2 separate regions of the Homo sapiens genome follow, and region 1 is linked to region 2. The links are chromatin contacts, found by Hi-C or POLR2A ChIA-PET in ENCODE. All regions are on one chromosome and are shown on one strand. Each heading gives the region's core, a stretch centred on a gene start or an enhancer-like site at or near the end of the contact. The rest is flanking DNA. Distances are from core to core; before and after follow the strand shown. Region 1 has its middle 200 kb from the start of LINC00392. Region 2 has its middle 230 kb from the start of KLF5.

Evidence for each region. A loop is a pair of places that touch in the nucleus more often than their neighbours do. ChIA-PET counts read pairs that join two places held with the same protein, here RNA polymerase II (POLR2A).
Region 1: POLR2A ChIA-PET joins it to region 2 with 36 read pairs in MCF 10A. The contact joins two enhancer-like sites. A Hi-C loop is called at or near these places in 1 of 168 maps with a recorded cell type or tissue (heart left ventricle). POLR2A ChIA-PET finds 5 or more read pairs at or near these places in 1 of 52 experiments (MCF 10A).

The regions. Positions count from the first base shown.
Region 1 is chr13:73,363,451-73,370,576 of GRCh38, reverse strand. No RefSeq gene overlaps it. Among named protein-coding and RNA genes, the nearest start is that of LINC00392, 200 kb to the left of the region's middle. Within about 2 kb of position 4,781, at least 3 of the 41 ENCODE cell types and tissues checked have a DNase peak (open chromatin) inside an H3K27ac peak, as active enhancers do.
Region 2 is chr13:73,281,780-73,288,710 of GRCh38, reverse strand. No RefSeq gene overlaps it. Among named protein-coding and RNA genes, the nearest start is that of KLF5, 230 kb to the right of the region's middle. Within about 2 kb of position 1,575, at least 3 of the 41 ENCODE cell types and tissues checked have a DNase peak (open chromatin) inside an H3K27ac peak, as active enhancers do.

The DNA of each region.
Region 1 (7,126 bases), core at 3,532-6,031, 79 kb before region 2:
GTGAAGGTTGCAGTGAGCCAAGATCATGCCACTGCACTTCAGCCTGGGTGACAGAGTGAGACTCTGTCTCAAAAAAAAAAAAAAAAAAAAATCCAAAGAAGGCTCTAAGGACTGCAACTTGAAGGAGTATGAGATTGGATGAGGGAAAAGGATAATAAACTCTACTTAGACCCACTGAATTTTGAGTGGCTAGAAAGAAAAACTATAGGAATTCAAACCATCCATGAGAGAGCTGGGGTCCAGGGATTAAGGAGAAACACGCGCAGAGTGGCAAGTTATAGCATTCATATTTGTTGATTCCATGCCTCTTAGCTAAGCACAAGAAAATCAGCAGCATGTGAACAAACAGGAAAGCAAGTAGCTGCCTGACTGAGCTCTAATCAACTGATTTGGAAGAAAAATTCAACTTGATTGACTGGCTTGCATTATAGTGACAGCAATAAATCCTTTTGGCCAAACAGAATTTGGTTCAACTTGAAACGTATGCTATGTATTATTGCTTTGCATGCTGAAATATTCATATATCTTGGGAAAGTATCAAAAATTATGTTTTTCTTTTCAAAGAGTGGAATGTAAAATACCCACCAAATCCTCCTGGATGGCGCCTGGGTGAATGTATTCCTTGTTATTTCATTTAAGCTGCTAAATATCTATTAGAGTAAAATTATGGGCTCTTTGCACATGGCATTTTCACTTGTAGCTTCCTGTGTGCCAAAGCAATAAATGTGATTCAGAGCCCTCCTTTTTGTAAGGCAGGTCCACCTCGGGGCTAGTTATTGCCTTACTAGTGGCCAATGGTCCCTAAGAAAAACTGTTTCCCCTATGCACTAATCCAGAGGGACTCAGAAATGGAAACCAGATTTTTTTTTTTTTTTCTGAGATTGGGTCTCACTCTGTCACCCAGGCTGGAGTACAGTGGCATGATCATGGTTCACTGCAGCCTCAACCTTCCAGGCTCAGGCAATCCTCCCACATCAGCCTCCTGAGTAGCTGGGACTACAGGCGTGCACTACCATGCCTGGCTAACTTGTTTTTATTTTATTTTATTTTATTTTTTGTAGAGATGGGGTTTCACCACGTTGGAGAGCCCAGATATTGGATAGACACAATGACAAACCAAAGCTACCTGCTAATGTTAGGCTTTCTTTAGAAAACCTCAAGACACTAGCAATTAAACTTATCAGAGGCTGTCACTCTGTGACCTTCACTCTGACCCAGGAACTGCTCTCTCCCGAAATGACCCACGCACCTTACAAAGTCAGGATGACTCCTTTCTCTCTGTCTTTTTTTTAATTAATTTTAAGACTTCCTTCTCTTTAAGCTCTTTCCACTTTACTACAGAGTATATTTCAAGTTTTTCAGGTGAGTCACCTGTATCCTCCTTTGCTAAGCAATGAATAAAAGTGGAGGGTTGGGGTATATAATTCAAATGCTTTATAAAAAAAAAGGCTGTTCCCTTTTTTAAACTATACTAACTTTCCCACCACATATAATGAATAAGTACAAGTAAGACATTGAGGTCAACAGCTTTATCAAAGCACAGAGCTGTCAGGTTATAGGACAGGATATTTGCCAAATCAGAATGCATAAACTTTTCGTATGGAAACTAGAACATGAATTAAGCTCATATCACTCAAAAAGAGCTGAATGCATCTGAAACCAAAGCACGCTGTCAGCCACCTCCATTTGCTCCGGGCGCTGATACCTTGATTAGCTATGCAAGAAGCTACCTGCTATTTTAGAATTATATGAAGTCACCTCAGGGTATCTACAAGCTTCTCACGCACAAGATACTGACTTTTTTTCCTCCTTCTTCTTGGCTTACAGCACAGTTGTTGCTACATCCAGGTAAATACTATATCAGGGATTGTTATTGCATAAGCTGTCATTAAGGCAGCTTGCCTTCTCACAGAAAAATCAGTCTGCAAACAATAATGGTTTGTTGCTAAACCCCTCTAAGACTGAAAGAACCTAGAGTTTTTGTTTTCATTTTGTTTTCTTTTGTTTTTGAGTAAGTACTCCCCTAACAGATTAAGGAGCTGAAAGCTTAATTTCTAAAAAGGATTTTTTTTTTAAATAATAAAGAATGTTCCCTTCACCCCGTCTTTTTTTGTTGTCTGTTTTAATAAATTACCTTCTCTCCTAAAATAGTAACTAAATTTATAGGAGCAAAAGAGTAGCTTACATGATAGGTATCTACCAAACGAAGCTGCCAGTGTACATAGTATTACAGGTACCATGCAGTTCAACATGTTTTTACCTGAGGTACATAGATTCTGTTTTGATACTAGACTGTTTGAAAACATTTTCAGATGAAAACTGATCATGAACGTGAAGGACTGACAGCTCAGACTTCAAAAGCCAAGGTTAATCAGGGCTTTTGTATATTTTCGCAAATAAATATATTAACATAACTAACCTTTGACCTGTACCGTCCTTAATCTTTCAGCCCCAAGCTTCTGGGAAGGGTGTAACAATTCTGGCAAACTGATCTGTGCCAAAGAGAGTGCTGAACACTTACTATGGTGTAGATCGAAACCACCTTAATCACTCACCTTTCATCTCCCCAGAGTTCTAGAGTGTAACTTATTCAAACTGTTCTTAGACTTCTTAAACTTAATCTTCTCCCACAAAACTTGACAATTTCATATATATATATATACACACACGCACACACACATGTATGTATATACATATATAAAGACAAGTACCAAATTTCTGCTTCTGCTCGTTTAGCTCAGAGGCATTTCCCAGCCCTGACTCCTGGTACAAACCATCAAAAGTGTTGCTCAGAATTGGAGTCTACATCAGACCTAGACTCAGATTGTAATCCTTTGCAACTAGCCCCTGTGCTTGCCCCTTCCTGGTGTTAGCATGTACAGTCTGTAAGTCCAATCTGCCCCGAGGCCTTAATAAAATTTCCTTTGCCACACATGCAGTTATTAAGCATGCAATTTATATTGCCAGGTGCAAAACTTTCTCATGCAAATCTCTTTGACCTGAAGTAACCAAATGCACCTAGAAAGAAGAGTTTACTGCTTACTCCACAGATCCACAGTAAACGCCATCAATCACATCTTGTTCTCTCTTACTGCAAATTGCCGTGGCTTAATTAGACATAGCTGAAATCCAGGCAAACCTATCAGGGTCTATCATGGATGAATTGAACCACGGCTTTGCAACAGGATTAACTTTAGTCTTTGTGACTTTTACAAATAAAGAAGGTGAGAAAAATCTTAAGCGCTCCACTCCTGTGATGTGAAGGCTACCCGGCTGGTGAATGGTTCTGACTCAGGTCATTCTGATCACATAGGCTATGAAAAACTGATATGAAATCATTATTGCTACACATAGTATTTCAAAACTACGCCAAATTCTCTAACTCTGAAATCAGACTTCCAGGTGATTAGTGAGTGTTTTGGGGAGGAAAGTGTTGGAACTGGAGACTCCTTTCCAGTGTGGAATTGTTGAGTTTCCCTGGATGTCACCCATGGACTAAGACAGGAGGTTGAGAATCTCAGAAAGATTACCCAGTTACAACCCTTAACCTTCCATTCCCAGAGAAACTGAGATTAGTTCCCTAATAGCATGCAGGAAAATGGGGGGACACTTTTTTTTTTTTGAGAAAAAGTCTTACTCTTTCGCCCAGGCTAGAGTGCAGTGGTGTGATCTCGGCTCACTGCAACCTCCGCCTCCCGGGTTCAAGTGATTCTTGTGCCTCAGCCTCCCAAGTAGCTAGGATTACAGGTGCCCACCACCACACCTGACTAATTTTTGTATTTTTAGTAGAGACGAGGTTTCACCATGTTGGCCAGGCTGGTCTCAAACTCCTGACCTCAGGTGATCCACCCTCCTCGGCCTCCCAAAGTGCTGAGATTACAGGCCTGAGCCACCTCGCCGGCCTTGAGGACACTTTTCCAGCCCTACTGCTGAGGCACAGGAGCCTCCAGGGGTCGGTCCATGAGTATTTTCCCTATCAATGTCACTGGTCTCCAAGGAACAATAGGTGAATGTGCTTGAAAGGCTCCCCTTGTCCCTGAAATCAAAGAGAACACTTTGCCATTGGCTAATTGCTTATTTATTCATTCAACAAATAATTATTCACAGTATACTAAGTTCTTGCGTGCATGCATCATTACACTGGAAACATTATAACAGGAAACCCTAGTTAAATAAATGCTAGTTTCCTTCTTTCTTCTCTCTGGATAAATACCTTCTAATTGAAAACAATGAACTGACAAGTCATCATTTGAGGACTGCCTTCAACTAAATTCCAGCTTTAACACAAAGGGTTATAGGAGGCTCCAAAGTGTCGATTTCTTTTTCAAGTTATCTCATTTCCAAATGGATACTGATAACCAGAATTAAGGTAAAACGCCTTTCCGTACCTGAGAATACGATCTGAATGGTTTCCTTATAGTATTTCTTGACAGCGAGCGTTATTACATTTAAAAAGAAACTATAACATTTTTTTCTCCTCGATTTTCAGGTGTAATTTGGCATATAGAAATTGTTTTTTCTTCATAATGCAAAGAGTGGCATGATACATTTGATAGGTAGCATTTTATTACAAAATCACCAGGTAATAATTACCCAGGTGACTCATGATGAAGTGTAAAACCGTTCTCAGGCTATCTAAAAAGGAAGAATAGTTCATTAAAGTTCAGTTGTAGAAAACACAAATCTGAAAGCTTAGGTTTTTAGAAATTGCCCAATTTAATGAAGTGTACGTTCCCTTACAATTGGATTCTCACCAAGCCTGTGAATGCACAGCTAAATTAGTCATGTGAAGAGCAGATTAGTTACAAGATGGGAATCACGCCATTCTCCTTTGTTTACCGCAGACCAACAAGGGTTGCATTACAAGTGTTTATTATTTCTGAAGATGTACTATCACATAAACATGAACGGGAAATTCTCAAAGTGGATGCTGCCTAAAAACAAGCCCCCACCTGGAGTAAGCCTTCCACCAGTCTGCATGGAACCAGATCTTTCCCCACAGCAGGGCAGGCTCTAATGTAAGATGTCACTTCTCTAGCTCAAATGGAGTGGGAGAGACTAAAGGCTGAAAGGAGAATACCGGGTCACTGAGTAAACACATGCTAGCAGAAGTCCTTTCTGAAATGGATCGAGTGTCTTTAATCCTGTATTCTGGCCTCCAGATGATTTATGGCTCTTATTTTCTTTTCTCCCTTTCCTTGTAACACTTGCCAAAGTAGACTCAAGCTCTGCCTTGAAGCATGCAAACACAGAGTTCTGTCTTCCCTGATGAATCGGATCTGTGCCAAGTGAAAGCTTTAATGACAAATTTATGCTCCAAAGAAGGGACAAGGTGATAGTCTAAAAGGTGAAGAGAAACACCACTGAGTGTTCCCTCAACTGTCAGAGTTTAGAAAATGAAGACCTCAGCCATGATCCTTCCTTTGCACCTCATTACTGTTCCCCACCCTGCCCCAGCTCCAGCCCAGTTATAATAGCAAAATTGCACATAGATTGAGACTGATTTGTTTTGGGGAGGGCATTCGAAGTTATGCCCTGCCATCCTTTTGTTCTGCTTTATTTTAAATGACAAGGAATTGTTTGTCTGCCTTCTCTAACCCTCCCCCTCCCTCAACCATAAACGGATTTGCTTTATGGCAAATTCTGAAGCAGGTAAAATGTGTCTCTGGCACCCAGCCAACTTCAGTTCTGATCTCTGCTCCATTCCCACCCACCTCTAGCCTTCCCGAGCTTCATGCCACAGAGGCTTGCTCCTATTGAGGATATGAATATCAAAATCACAAGACACCCACCTTCTGTCTTTCTTCTCATGCCTCAATTACAAGAGAAGACTTCCAAATCTCTCTTTCCATCCCAGGTCTTTACCCTGAATTGCAGAGCTACAAATTATTGTATGGGACATCTTCACAGGAATATCCAGCAAACATCTTTCCTTATAAAGCGGTTCTTCTGTATTGACTATTGGTGCAGTCTTCCTTCCCATTACCCCAGTCAATAGCCATAGAGTTGCACTACACCCTATACGTTACCTAACACGGTAGTTTTCAGTCCTGTGTAGTCTACCTTTTATCCAATTCATCCAGTACTTATGGAGTGCCTACTCTAGGCCAGGAACTTTTCTAGGCTCTTGGGATATGTCAGCAAGGAAAGTGGGGAAAGATCCCTGCCATCCTGGAGTTTACATTCAAGTTTTAAAAGACCAGTAATGAGGGTGATATTGGTGATAATGACAATGATGATGATGGTGATGATGATAAGTAACTAACATAAACAGTCTCTTAGAAAATGAAAAGTGTGATGGAAAACAATTTTTTAAAGTAGAGCAGAACTAAGAGGATTGGGAGTACTGGTGAAGATGAGCAGTGAGCAGTAGAGGGTGAAATTTGTTTTCTTTTTCTTTTTAATTTTTTAGAGATAGAGTCTTGCTCTATCACTCAGGCTAAAGTGCAGTGGCATGATCATAGCTCACTGCAACCTCAAACTTTTGGGTTCAAGTGATCCTCCCACCTCAGTCTCTTGAGTAGCTGGGACTACAGGCATGCATCACCATGCCTGGCTAATCTTTTTTTTTTAAGACACAGTCTTGCTATGTGCCCAGGCTGGTCTTGAACTCCTGGTTTCAAGTTATCCTCAGCCTCCCAGAGTGTTGGGATTACAGGTGTGAGCCACCACGCCCAGTAAGGGAGTGAAATTCTAAACAGAGAGGACAGGTAAGCTTCACTGAGATGTGATATTCGAGTATGAGGGCATCAGCCAAGGTGGTATCTGGGGGAAGAGTGTTCCTGGCATAAGGAACAGCCAGTGCATGCAGTTTCTACAGTGGGAATATTTCTAATATACTCAGCAAAGAGGACAGTGAGGTGAGAGCTAGGGAATGAGTGGGAGAGTGGTACAAGGGGAGACCAGAAGGGAAAGCAAGGACCAGGCAGTGTCAGACCTGTGTGCAATGGAATAACTTTGGCCTTTACTCTAAGTCTACTGGTGGGGGTGAGGAGGGTGGTAGAATTTTACATTTGACTTATAATTATTCTGGCTACTGTATTGAAAACAGACTTTAGGAGAGCAAGAACAGAAGCAAGAAGACCAATTAGGAGGTTATGACAATAATCCCAGTAAAGGATAATAT
Region 2 (6,931 bases), core at 326-2,825:
AAACTACTGTGATTAGAAAAGACAGATGCCCGATTACACCACAGCCTGACTACAGCCTGGCCTTTTAGTCTATGCTGACGGGGTAGACATAGAGTTGACAGTAATCTATGAAGCCAAAAATGTTTGTTTGGCCTGGAAAAAAATTTGAGGTAAGCCTCATGAAACCTCCCTCTAGGACACTCTCCCAGCACCAGAGATGAACAGGTATAGTTGTACTGAGGGCCACTCCACCCTAGACACTCCCACGAAATAAGACTCCATCTTAGAACATAGAAAGTGCCCATGTCATCTGTGACATCGCTCATCTCTTGAAAGAAGAAAATCTTCCAGAGGTGGTACCATTTGTTGTTGAGTTATTGGAAGATTTCAAATTCCTCATACAAGGCGCGTTGAGGATACCTGACACCCAACTTGAATGTAGTGCCCAATGCTTATACCATCTCTTCCTGTAACTTTGAAATTGAACTTATTCCACTTTTTACTTTTGGTGGGAAAGATTTCTCTAGTTAATTTTTTTTCCATTCAACAGTCATTTATTGAGCTCCCATTGTGTGTCAAGCAGAAGTGTTTCCTGCCATCTAAGGGAAACTAAAGTCGTAAACAAATACATGATAAAATGTGTGATAAGCGCTATGAGAAAAGTAAACATAGGATGCTAGAGGTGAGGCGGGGACAGAAGAACTGAGTAGATTCTTTAAACCAGTTTCCTAAGTAAAATTCCCCTCCTAAAAGAATTCTCTTTTGGCTACTTGATGCTGGTTACTAATGGAATTCCTGACTAGGATACTAATTTTTTACATAAGTCCCTTATTTAAACTTCCAGGTTTTAAAATAATACTTCATTCAATCATTCAACTGTTATTTTAGCACCTACTATGTGTACAAGTAACTCGTCTTTTGCTTTTCTACATCATGAACCAATGATTTAATGAGCCTCAAGATACCCAGAAAATTTCAACCCCTGAGGAGAAATATCTCAGTCTTTTGCTTGTTATTCTTTGCTCAGCTCTCTGGAAAGAATTCTACAAGAGTACCAGTGAGACATCTAAAATAAAAATAAAAACCACCTTACTGATCCAGGGAAATTTTACGTCAGCATATCAAATTATATCCAAATAGCCAATATGAAAATTGCTATCCAGATTTCATAGCATGATCAAACAATAACAAGAAAAAAACAGTTCCTTCAAAATATGATCGAGGTAAGATAACCAACAATGTTTATCTTCCCCTGAGCTATTGTGATGATTAATAAGATAATGTTCACAAAGGACTTTGAAGGAGTAATGTAATGTACTTTGAAGCATTATCATTTTTTTATTAATGAGTTTTGATTCTGACAGATGCCAGTTGTGCTGCAGCCATGGTAAACCCTTAGTCGTCCCCACAGAGGAAGGGAAATAGGATACGAGGGTGCAGATAGTATGTAGTAGCAGATACACTTGCTCCAGGAGAAAGCCAGATCCTGCTAGGGACAGAAGCTATAAGTAAATCAACTAGAAAACAGTTGGGAGGGGCAGGTGTTATTAGGCTAGTCTGGGCTAGCATAGAAGGAAACACAGTCCAGATCCACATAGAAAAAAATGTAAACAGAAACCCAGGGTTGGCTGGGCGCGGTGGCTCATGTCTGTAATCCCAGCACTTTGGGAGGCCAAGGCCAAGGCGGATCACCTGAGGTCAGGAGTTCGGGACCAGCTGGCCAACATGGTGAAACTCCGTCTCTACTAAAAATGCAAAAATTAGCTGGGTGTGGTGGCAGGCGCCTGTAATCCCAGCTACTCAGGAGGCTGAGGCAGGAGAATTGCTTGAACCCAGGGGATGGAGGTTACAGTGAGCTGAGATCGCACCACTGCACTCCAGCCTGGGCGACAGAGCGAGACTCCGTCTAAAAACAAAAAAAGAAACCCAGGGTTGCGTGAACCAACCAGAGTTCATTGTATTGCATTCATTCATTCACTCATGCACTCTTAGACTGAATATTAAGTGCCTCTCTGTACCAGGTTAAGTGCTAAATGTAAGGGCTATAAAAACAAATAAAACAGCATCTGTGTTTCAGGGGCTTACTTTTCAGTGAGGGGTAGGCAGGAAAAGGAGACAGAGAAACATGGAAACAAGCACTTAAGATTGGAGAGTTGGAAAGTAAGTAGATGAATGAAATAGGTAAAGGTAGAGTCCACTGAGAGGAAGAAGGGCTCCAATTTCAAGGAAGTAAAGTAGTTTGAGAAATTCAAGAAAAATTGCATTTTAAAGGACAGGCAGGGAAGGAAATTTCAGGCAGAGAGAACATTTGTCATATAGACTGCCAGTGTGCATGGCGCCCCCTAGAGTTGTGCCAGTGACCACACCAGACATAGTAACCCTGGAGATGAGGAAAGGTTCAAGTGGCCCACAGTGTAAGGTTAGGCTTGGTCGGAATTTAAGGACCAGTTCTAGAAATTAAGACTTACCCTAAAGGCATTGAGAAAGCTCTTGATGTCTTTAAAAAAAAAAAAAAAAAAAAAAAAGCCAGTAAGTAACCGAACGAAATCGTGGTTTGAAGAGATTTCTTAGCATCATCATAAAATTTGGATTAAAGAGAAGGTTGGGCAGTGAAGAGCTTGTTGTAATTGTCCTTGTGAACAACTTCAAGAAATAGAGAGGAAGGGACAAGATAACACATGTGAAGGAGGTACCATCACACATCACATTTGGATACCGATGATACTGATGAGAGTGAGAATGGGGTCGACAGGGTGCTGGAAGCATCATGAAAGTAATTCTCAGGTTCATGATTTGGGTGGCGGGTAAGTGCACAGCCAGTCACCAAGAGAGGCAAAGGGGAGAAGGGAAAAAAGCCAGAAGGGCGGAAAATTCATGTTTTTCTTCTTATTTTGTTGACTGGCCTCGCCACTCATCCTAGCCCCAAGGAACCTGTGCACCTCCAAGTACAGGTATGTGGTGGGAAGAGAAGAAATACCAGGCAGAGAAACCGGGGCCCCAGAAATAATTCCCTCCCACTTCTCACTTAGGTCTATTGCAAATTTCAAACAAATCCTCTGTCACTACCCTTTCGGATACTTTATTAATGGTGTCTACATGAAAATAAAGGTTCAAATTAAGTTCAGAAAACTTTAAAGCACTTTTTAATGGTGGAATTTTAACATTAAGTATTTATTTTTTACTTTCTTTCTTGTGTTAAATCTTGAATTTTCTAAAAATTATAAGTTTTAACAGGTAGTATTTATACTTGCCAATTAAAAACGTGCCTACCGTAACAAATATCTCAAACATCTTCAAAATCACAAACATGTTTCTATAAGCATAGACTTTAGAATATGAAGAAATATCCCAATATTCCATAGTTGTTTTTGTAATTGTTTCATAATTGTTAGTTAGCCTGCCATAATTATAGGAATATTCTTTTAAACAAATCAAATTTCCAAAAATACATTTAATTTTGAAATTAAAAATTTAGGGCATCTTTTTTTTTGAGGCGGAGTTTTTGTTTGTTTGTTTTTTTGAGGCAGAGTTTCACTCTTGTTGCCCAAGCTGGAGTGCAATGGTGCGATCTTGGCTCACTGCAACCACTGCCTCCCGGGTTCAAGTGATTCTCCTGTCTCAGCCTCCTGAGTAGCTGGGATTACAGGCATGCGCCACCACGCCCAGCTAATTTTGTATTTTTAGTAGAGAAAGAGTTTCTCCATGTTGGTCAGGCTGGTCTCAAACTCCTGACCTCAGGTGATCCGCTCGCCTCAGCCTCCCAAAGTGCTGGGATTACAGGCGTGTGCCACCACGCCCAGCCTGGGGTATCCTAACATAATGATTCATCATGTTTCTATTTTTTTAAGAAATAGAATGTGTGGGGGAACTCATAATGTGATTTGTTAAAATTTGATTTCGTATTCTCTAAAGTAAAAAAGATGTGAGGAAATCATAGTAAGCTGTTAAAACTGCCAAGTTCTGCTGTGTTAAAATATGATTTAAAATGTTTAGGGAAATTTTTAGTGTTGTGTAAGAAGTGGAAGGCAAGTTGCAAAATGCTGAAAGAGGTTAGCCAGGAAACTCTGGCTAAAATAAAGCACGTAGCACAGATACCCTGTGAATACCCTGACTCCTTCATAAACGTAGATTTCTCACCTATACACACAACGCACACATGTCCAGATGTTCACATATGTTTACTAGTTAGGTGAAATAGGAGAGAGGCTGGTACCCAAGCCGTGTTGCCAAGGTAACCAACAGTTTCAGGATGAGACCACCATTGACAACTAGAATGGTTAAAATTTCTCCTTAATTTTCCTTTAAGTACAGCTTTGCAATAAGAATAAAAGGACCACAAGGGTTTCAAGCCCATGAAAATAAAATTTTTCTCTCCTTGCAAAGAGACACAGAAGAGACAGAGTTAAAGATATCCTCACTCAAGTAATATCAGGGGAGCTAAGGAAGCAATTAATGCCTTCTCTCTAATACGCTTCATGCTGCTAATTAAAAATGCTTAACAATCAAAGCAAAAGCACAGTGCATTCTCTGAGCAAGAATAGTCTGACAAATTTCTGCTTTGGGAAAAGGTTCAAGGCAATTGAAGAAAATTATCTACTTAGCCCAGGTAAGGAAGATGGCATTAAATTGTCATTGAAAATAGTACAGTACACTGACAAAGCTATCAATCCATACCAAACTTGGTATTCTTGTCCCCACCCAAATCTCATGTTGAAATGTAATTCCCAGTGTTGGAGGTGGAGCCTGAGGGCAGGTGTTTGGGTCATGGGGGTGGATCCCTCGTGGCTTGGTGCTATTCTCAGGATGAGGAGTGAGTTCTTGTGAGATCCGGTTGTTGTAAAGTGTGGCACCTCCCCTCCCACTCTCTCTCTTGCTCCTGCTCCCCCCATGTGATGTGCCTGCTCCTGCTTCATCTTGCACCGTGAGTAAATGCTCCAAGGCCTCCCCGGAAGCCAAGCAGATGTTGGTGCCAAGCTCCCATTAAAGCATGCAGAGACATGAGCCAATTAAACCTCTTTTCTTTACAAATTACCGAGTCTCAAGTATTTCTTTATAGTAATGCAAGAATGGCCTAATATAGTCGGTGTCTTATTGGTTTTATGAACAGTGTCAGTTGTTAGGTGTATCTATGTAAAACCATTTTCCCCCTACTTTACTGAATGCTGAATTAGTTTCCCAGGGCTTTGTTACAGCAGCCCTAGGAAAATGACACAGCATTTAATAAAGTAAGGTGGCTTAAAACAACAGAAATTTCTTCTCTTACACTTAAGGAGGCCTGAAGTTCAAAATCAAAGTATCCACAGAGCTCCTTATAAGACTTTGGATAGAAACCTTCCTTGCCTCTTCCTAGCGTGTGGTGGTGACCATCAATCCTTGGCATTCCTTGGTTTTCAGCTCAATCACTCCAATCTCTGCCTCTGTCTTCACACAGCATTCTTCCTGTATGTCTCTAGGTCCAATTTTTCCTCTTCTTATAAGGACTTCAGTCATAGTAGATTAGGGGTTGCCTTCATTCACTATGACTTCATTTTAACTTGATTGCATCTGCACAGACCTTTCCAAATTAACTAACATTCATAGGTATTGGAGGTTGGGACTTCAATATACTGAGTAGCAGTTGCCTTCATGATATCTCAGTCTAGTTCTATAGTTTTTCAGGCCCTCAGATTTATCAGTACAGTTCCATTGAGGTTTTTATGATTCAGGTCTAGCTGTTGTAACCATGTGTAATCCAAAGCTTTCGTCTGTCACCCAGTCAGAGTCTATTCTGAAGCCTCCACAATCTGTGGGTGAGGAGCATACCCCGCTTTGTCTCACACCCTCTCCTCTTCCCTGGAGCTTACCCTTCTGGTGCTGGGTTAAAATGGAGGAAGAGGAAAATGCAATAGCTTCTTCATATGACTGCACACAATGAGACCACAGTGGTCTCCACAAATGGTCACGCCTGTGAATGGGCTTTTTCACAGGAGCAGACAAAGACTCAAAGTGCATACGAAATGGCCATTCTCCTGGGCAGGGATGTCTCTTTTGAGATTCAGCTACATCTTCTGGGTCACCCTTGTCTGGCAGGAACACCCACGTTCCCTTAATGGCATGTCTCCTTGCCTAGTGCTGTCACGGTCCTCAGCAAACCTGAAGTCCCACTCCCATCAGTCTTCTATAGCACCCCAGCTCTGGGGCAGCAAGCAAAGGAAAAATCCATTCTACATACATCTTGGAAATAAAGAACTTGAAGTGGATAAAGAGTGTTCCCTCTGGCAGACAAGGTGACCTGTCTACGTTATACCTATTCCTCACTTCTTCGGTGCTAACAGAACCCCAGTTTTCCTATGATGTGACAAGGTGGCCAGCTAACATACTTTTCTCTCTAGCTTCTCCTGCAACTCAGGGTGGCTATTAGACATAGTTTTGGCCAGTGAGAAGAAGGCAGAAGGAGGTATGGAGATCAATTTTGATTTCCTGATAAAAGGAAGCACTTAGGGCTGGTGCTATCCTCTTCTGGTTTCCTAGCTCAGAAGCCATCATGATATCTGAAGTGCAGCCGCCATCTTGTGACCATGCAGTGCTGGCTTGAGGGAATGAGAAGCGTTACAGAAGTGCTAGCCCTGATGTCACCTACCCATTGAATCATAGCCAGTAGCAGTTTACCTCCAGAAGTCTCATCTGTCATGTGAGAAAACTAAACTTCTATTTACTTAGTCCACTATTAGTTGGGTTCTCTTTTACCAAAAGTTAAAGCATTCTTAACTTGATTCTACCAAGCCAAGTTTAGCAGATGTTCTTTCCCCACTGGAATAGCTCAGCCAGATCTGGAATTGGTGAGGCTAAGAACACATACAGTAAGAAAATAAATTATCAGCCTTCCTCCTTGCAAGTTGAAAAGTTGTCACATATTGTAAACCAAGAACCTTTCTTGGCCCTGAATTTAACTGTTACATCCATAGACCTCGTC